2 separate regions of the Homo sapiens genome follow, and region 1 is linked to region 2. A link is a loop called in an ENCODE intact Hi-C map of the cell type or tissue named here. Cell type or tissue: mammary epithelial cell. All regions are shown on one strand.

The links. Peaks named below come from ENCODE experiments on the same cell type or tissue, not always from the same donor. Only the 100,000 strongest peaks of a DNase experiment are listed, where the experiment ranks them.
Region 1: it touches region 2 in a loop (1.8-fold over the local background); 1 of 110 quality-filtered maps calls a loop at or near these places.

What each region holds. Positions count from the first base shown.
Region 1 is chr9:86,658,565-86,662,564 of GRCh38, reverse strand. No RefSeq gene overlaps it. Among named protein-coding and RNA genes, the nearest start is that of LINC02834, 48 kb to the left of the region's middle. In mammary epithelial cell, no CTCF peak of the experiment used is centred here; DNase peaks (open chromatin) are centred at 2,204 and 2,694.
Region 2 is chr9:86,764,785-86,768,784 of GRCh38, reverse strand. No RefSeq gene overlaps it. Among named protein-coding and RNA genes, the nearest start is that of LINC02834, 58 kb to the right of the region's middle. In mammary epithelial cell, no CTCF peak of the experiment used is centred here; DNase peaks (open chromatin) are centred at 1,134 and 1,684; H3K27ac peaks cover 1,223 bases.

The DNA.
Region 1 (4,000 bases), 110 kb after region 2:
GATGCAAGCCTCGGTGGAATGTAAGTCTAATTAAAGTTTGAGGTGTAGCTTTATACAAGAGGTTCTTGGAAGAGAAGGCTCAATCAACACAGTGAACAACACAGTGAAGATCTATAATGACATGCAAGAATGCTTAGTGCTTGAGAGGTGCTAGTGTAGGCTGGTGAGGCTCCAGAGATCAGCTCCAAAGCCAATAGGGTGTGGCCCTGCCGTAGCCTGAGCTCTCAGATTTTAAAGAGGCGGCTGACGGAGTGCACCCTGCCACAACCTAAGCTCCCAAAGTCTCTGTCAAACTCTTAGGTTTATATGTATGATGGAGTCCAGTGGTTGAGATCAGTAACTCACATATGGAGTCTGATAAAGTGGAACCATCACATTCCCAAGGGGCAGGGCAAGTTCTTAGCACAGCAAAACACATGTCACTCACATAGCAAACTATGGAAGTGTATGGAGTCTTTTCAAAGCTATACAACAGTCGTTTTCTAGTCTCTTGGTATTTGTACCCATCCTCCCCACCCTACCGTATTTCTGAGGACTCACAGCCACACAGCCTCTAATCTTAATGGACATGTGCTGTGTGTACTCCTTCCCACATTTCATGTGCACAGGCTCACCTGTCTGGTTTCCCTCCCCTTTATCTTCGGGGTACCATATCCAACTCAAGCTCTGAGGCCCATGTGAGCCTTCTCTGATTAATTCAGCTGAATCATCTCTTTTTTCTGTATATTTCTATAGCATCTACAGTTCTTTATCACATAATATGGTGTATGATATTGAATTATACAAAATGATAGAAAAGCATTCTACCTCTGTTAGCCTTGTCTTCTTAACTGTTTTCCCATGAAGGAAGAAATCAATCCACATATATCTTTTCTATCTCTAAAGATACAGTAAGAATTACACAAACACTTATCCAAATTCCACCATCGAGAAATTTAAAATTAAAATTATTTGCAGTATAATCCATATTTCTCAATTACTTACCTGTCAATTTTGCACCCAGTATGGCTTGAAAAAAGCTGCAGATGATGTTAAAGGGCCAGTCAGCCCACCCATGACGCTAAGATAGCTGATGCTACAAACGAGTCACAAAACCAGAATTTGAAATTGAATAAAAACTAATAGCAATGTTGGACTGAAAAGCAATTATTTATATTTATATATAAATGTGTATGAGTACTGCATGATGAATAACTATCAACAATTGCTTTAGAAGCCATTTACAATGTTTTAAAAGTAATCACCTCAGCCTGGCCAACATAGAGAAACTTTGTCTCAGCTAAAAATACAAGAATTAGCCAGGCATAGTGGCGCATGCCTATAGTCCCAGCTACTCGGGAGGCTAAGGCACAAGAATCGCTTGAACCTGGGAGGCAGTTTGCAGTGAGCCATGATTGCACCACTGTACTCCAGCCTGGGCAACAGAGCAAGCCTCTATCTCAAAAAAAAAAAAAAAAAAAAAAAGTAACTACCTCTTATGCTGTGCATTGGGACAACTGGCTAAATTAGCATTGGCATCTTTATAAATGAAGACAAATGTACATGTATTCTACATGGACCAAAGCTGAAACAAGACAGGCAGCTGCGTTGTTTTTTAGATGGTCCTCAACTTATGATGGCTTGACTTATGATTTGTCTACTTTACAATGGTACGAAAGCAAAATGCATTCAGTAGAAATCAAACTTCAAATTTTGAGTTTTCATCTTTCCCCAGGATGTTGATAAACAGTACAATACTCTTGGGATGCTGGGCAGTGACAGCGAGCTGCAGCTCCCAGCCAGCCCTGTGATCACGAGGGTAAGCAACCCACACCCTAGAGTGTGCCGTGTTGCCAGATAATTTGCCCAACTGTAGGCTAAGGTAAGTGTTCTGAGGATGTTTAAGGGAGGCTGAGCTAAGCTATGATGCTTGGTAGGTTAGGTGTATTACATGTATTTTCTACTTAATGATATCTTCAACCTGTGATGGGCTTATCAGGACGTAGCTCCATCGTAAATCAAGGAGAATCTATATAATGCATATTTATTATTTTTCATGTCACTGAAATATGCTATTGTATTTGACTTCACAGTAGTGTACTTATAAGCATTTCTCCTGTTACATTTCAAGTGTGCAGGTTTCTCTCTTCTGAGCTCTGAGTCAGGAAATCTGCTGGCTGTGGATCGTGGATCACACCACAAACCTTCTCACCCCACACCCCACCACATCCTGTGCCTTTTGACAGAGACAGCTGCTCCACACCCACTGAAACACTCAAGGAATGCTCAGTGATACATATCTACATATATTCACTCATTCATTCATAGTTATTTAGGGACACAGTGATAAACTGATTCAGTCTTTGCTATGATGGATTTTAGAGTCTAGTTTAGGGAGCAAACATTAACCAACAATCAAAAAATAAATATGTGTACATATAACACTCATTTTAACACCACTTTACATTAACTCTCAGTTCTAATGCAGAATTAGAATCTCAGTGCTAATGCACTGAGTCTTTATCTTACGCAATGAATATCCATGAAGAAGATTCTGGAGGTCCAGTGAAGTCCTATGGAGAGAAGAGCAGATCCAATTGCAGAGACCCAATCTTCAGGAAACCTAGTTACCAACTTTAATAAGTTCCTCCTTTGTTTTTTTTTTTTTTCTAAATGGACTGTAATCTGTGTATGCCGTTTCTTCATAGCACATTGAGTCATCCTCTTGCTAGGCTTAAAACAGGTGCACTCACTAGAACAGGTTATGTTCAGCCGAGGTAACAGGCACTCCTAAAATGACAGTAGCTGAAAACAGCAAAGGTTTATTTCTCATGTTACGTGTCCTTCACTTGGAACACATTCTTCTTTTTACTATCTTCACTCAAGAACTCAAGCTGAGGAAGTTTCATTTCTGAAGAAAAAAAAGAAGATGAACTGTTCTAGCTTGAAACACTTATCACATCTCATTGGCCAGATCAGGTCAGATGGCTCTGCTCAACCACAGAGGGGGACAGGAAACAGCTTTTTGTGTGTCTTGAAGGAAAGAATTGGGTACCAGTGTAGCACTAATGACTACCTCTGTGTGTTTCACAGGATCAAAGTCACCTGAAAGGAAGGCTGGTGTCAGCCCAGGAGCAGCCAAATCCCATTGTACCACTGTTTTTTCTTGGGTGGCATCTTTGATTGGATAATATCCTGCCTTTCTTTACTTACTCCATAGTAAAGATCCCTCTCAAGGCAATTGATACTCATTTGAAAAACTAAAACCACATATACTCAAAAGGGTCTTCTACAGAAGATAGCTATGAGAATTATGTATGATCATTGTATGTTTTCTTGAGGATGCCTGGGGGCTAGGACTATTGAGGACATCCACAGATGAAGAGGAGGCAGCAGCCAGTGCCCAGGTCCCAGCGTATAGGAGATGCACACAGGACTGAGTTCTCCTTTCAGTCCAAAAGGAAAAGATGGGTGCTGGAGCTCAGCTTTGGCCCTTTCAGGTAGTAAATGATGCAACTGTGTTGACTGCATCATGTGGAGGGAGAAGTTGCTGGCTTGCTTGTTTTTTAAAGACGTTTCATCACCAGCCCCTAACTACAGCCCCACAGGCCACACTTTGCTCACTAACAATGACTTCAGAAACTCAAGAGCTGTGCTATTCAATATGGTAGCCACCAGCCACAGGTAGCTCTTTAGATTTCATTAAATACAATTTAAAATGTAATTCCTTGGTTGCACTAGCCACTTTACAAGTGCTTAATAGTGACATAGAGCTAGTGGCTACCATAATTCTACAACACAAATATAGACTGTTTCTATCATCACATGAAGTTTATTGGACAGAGCTATTCTACAAGACCCAGGTTTGAGAACAGGACACCATCTCTGATGTACTATTGCCAGAATAATAGAACTTGAATTTTATCAAGACTATGATTCAAGGAAATGCAGAAACTGGAAGAACATGTAAAAATGGCCGGGCGCAGTGGCTCCCACCTGTAATTCCAGCACTTTGGGAGGC
Region 2 (4,000 bases):
GATATAATGGACTTTGGGGACTCACAGATGGGAGGTTGGAAGGGGAGTGAGGGATAAAAGATGGCATATGCCTGCCATGTACACTGCTCGGGTGACTGGTGCACTAAAATATCAGAATTCCCCACTAAAGAACTCATCCATGTAACAAAAATCACCTGTACTCCAAAAACTATTGGAATAAAAATAAGAAGAAGAAGAATAGAAAAAATAGTCTGGAAATTCAGGAGAGGAAACAACGAAGTAACTGGGAAAGTGTTGGGAAGCTGGGAAAGGTAGTGATGAGGCAGGTTACAGTTCACCCCAAAGGAGAGGTGTTACTTAGACAAGTAGATGCAGGTGAAGAATGCCTCTCCGAGGAGACACCCAAGGGCACAGCCCTGGCCCCAGCTGGCAGACCCTGGTGAGGTCTGAGTCCCCATCCTGGCCAGGTAGCTATGCGGGTTCAAGGGAGCTCAGCTCAATAAAGAAAACAAACTTTGCTGTACAATTTAGCCTCCCTTGAGAGTCTCCTGAATGTAAGTTATATTAAGGCAACTGACAGTTCTCAGAAGGGGAGAAAGCAAGAGAGTATGTAAACCATGTCTTTCATTTTCTGCATTCTGATGTTTTGACCTCTGAGGTCTTGCTGGCCCTGGAGGGACTGTTCCTCCCAGGCTTGGTCAATTCCTAGAGACAGTGAAAACCTCATCTGTTAGCTGCTTTTTAAATACAAGCCCATGTCCCAACCAACTTCTCTATCCGGCTACCATACTCCAAGTTGCTATTCACCTGGCCTCTGCACCCTACGAGGGGCGAGTCCCTTCCTAACTCATTGTACTTGCAAACTAATGGGTCTGCTCCATATTTCCCTTTATGTATGAAGGTAGAAATGAGGTCCCCATTTGTGGAGAGAGAAGGACAAAGAGAGGGAAGAGGGGAAGACATAAAATGTCATGAAGAGATATTTATTAAACACTTAATCTATGCAAGACGCTGGAAAGTCGTACACAGACAGTGAAGAGAGTTTTGAAGGCAATAATAACAGATACAAAGTGCTTATGCAACAGGCACTGACCTCGAGACCGAACACATATTAATTCACTTTCAACCCCACAACACCCTGATGAGGCAGGTACTAGTTTTGCAACTGCCCTTTTATGGATGCAGTAACGGAGGGACAGGAATTTCAGTAACTTGCTTGAGGTCACAAAGCTAGCAAACAGCAAAGCTGTCTTTGAATCTTTGTAGCCTGTGTTGCAGAATCTATGTGCATTAACACGATGCTCTGGGTAGAAAGTGACCAACTTCAGGGCATGTGACTGCTCAGTAGTAGCTCCATCAAAGGGTCAGCTGAGAAATAAAAGAAGACAAAAAAATCTTTTTAGCTACTTGGCAAGAAAATTACATAAAAGGAAAGCTTCAGATTAGTGTTGAGCTCTCCTCTTTCTGGGGTAAGCCTACTCCTTATTATCTTTTATTGGTATCCTCATTACCATATCAAATTAAGAGTTGACATTGGGTCACCCTTCTGCCACTTTGCCCCAAGCCCTGCTCTCATTCAGCCAGGTTAAACCGTCTCCCTTAATTACCAGTTGGAGCTCAGTCTTGCACAAGGAGAGCTGGGATGATAAATTAAAACAAGGAACCTTTGTTTGGTGCACGCAGTTGGGCATCACAGTCACCTTAATTATGCAATGATGTCACCCGCGGCCGAAGGGAAGTTCTAAGGGCTTAATCACTGGGAGGCCTGGGAGGCCGTGAGTAATGAGCAATGAGCATTGTTGCATGGGTGCAATGCACCTCCTTTCGTGGGCAGAGCCAAAAGGGGGGCAGGGAGTCAGTGGGAGGAGCCCTTTCTCCCATGAGGAAGGCAGGATAGTGCAGTAGACCAGAGCATGGGCAAAATGGGTTTGGGTTTGAATCCTGGCTCCAGCATGACATAGCTGTGTGTCCTTGGAGAAGTCCCTTCAGTTTGCTTCAGATAATGGGGTAATGATAGCTAATTTGCAAGATCATGAGGAACAAATGAGACAGTGGATTTTAGTGTCTACGACAGTTTCCAAATTAAGCACTTGGTGTTTGTGTCACAAGAGGAGGAAGATGCCCTTTGACATTAAGAATATCTACATTACTACCCAAGAAAAGCGCAAGGGGGACTTTCTGCCATTGCCCAGGCACGTCCCCGAGACCTGGGCTTATGACCCTACCCTATGCCCTCGGCAAGTTACTTCATCTCTGTGAGCCTCAATCTCCCCTTTTGTAAAACGGTCCTAAGATTTGTGAGGCTTGACTATGAGATAGTGAATGTCAGAGAACCCCACACAGTGCCTTCATTTATTTCCAAGTTGGGAAGGGAAAGAAACATTTGGGGGACACAGCAAGTGAGGCCCAGGGTTTCTTCCCAACCATGTGAAAGTTTTATCATAACCAGCTTCCAGACCAAGCCTTCAACCGCTCTGCTTCACCAGCCTTTCATCCCACAGAAGCGTTGTTGTTCCCCTTTTGTTTCCTCTTGCCAGTTCATGGGCTGCTGGAACTGAAGAATCCCTTCGGCTGTGACCCTCTCCTTCCCACTCCCCTGCTTCCTCCTGCAGGCCTGCATGGGCAAGGTGAGTCCTGCCCCTCCTCCTGCAGCTGCTGCTGCTGTCCCCTCCCACCACAGGCTTCCACTGTGTGCCTTGTCACCCTCCAGGTGAATCCCCACTCTCCAACTTCTTTGCGTCCTTACTCTCCTAGCCTCAGGTTTTCAGTTCTGCCCAAGAGCAGACAGGAAACCTCTTCCTCAGTTTGGGGGAAAGCGAGACGCAGCTGTGCCACAGCCTCCCACCCTGAGGTGGACAGAACTCCCACTCCAGGCCGGGCGGGGTGGCTCATGCCCGTAACTGCAGCACTTCGGGAGGCAGAGGTGGGCAGATGACTTGAGGTCAGGAGTTCGAGACCAGTCTGGCCAACGTGGTGAAACCAAGTCTCTACTAAAAAATACAACACAATTAGCTGGATGTGGTGGTGCACCCCTGTAGTCTTAGCTACTGAGGCACAAGGATCGCTTGATCCTGGGATATGGAGGTTGCAGTGAGCCCAGGTCGTGCCACTGCACTCCAGCCTGGGCAGCATGCACACATCCACACACACTCACACACACTCATGCACACGCTAACACACATACATATGCAGTCACGCAGTCACACACTCTCACACCCATATTCTCCCCACACAGACCCAGACACATCCACACACTCAGGTATTCACACTCACATACTCCCCCCCATACACACACTCATGTACACAAACACATTCCGCACAGTCACACACTGTCTCACACAGACACACACACATACATGCTCACACACATACACAGATGTACCTGCACACTCAGTCACACACACACAGACATACGTTCAGGCACTCACACACACAAGTACACTCATTTATAGTCATACACTCTCTCACACAGACACCCATATAAACAGACACACATTCTCTCACACAGACACATTCACACACATATACACACTCGCATACACAGATGTACCTGCACACTCAGTCACACACACACAGACCTACACTCAGGCACTCACACACACAAACACACTCATTTACAGTCATACGCTCTCACACAGACACGCATATACACAGACGCACACTCACTCATACACATATACACACCCACATATACACACACTCACATATACACACACATACTCACACACTATACACATTCGCGCAGTCACACTCATGGTGTGCCGCCAACGGATGAGGGCCCCCAGCCTGTCACAGAAGTTTCTGGAGATGATTCCAGATGTGTCTTTGAGCAGTGAGGGAAAGGGCTTGGCACCCCAGCAGTTGTGAGCCATGTCACAGTGATGACGCGGCAGCTTCATTGGATCCAGAGCCAGCCCCACTGGTGCGAGCTTCTGGGAAATATCTCTGCCATAGAGACAAGGCCACCCATGGAAACTGCTGCCTTCCTGCTGATCCACATCGAGAATCCTATTTATAGTGTCAGTCCTGTGAAACAAAT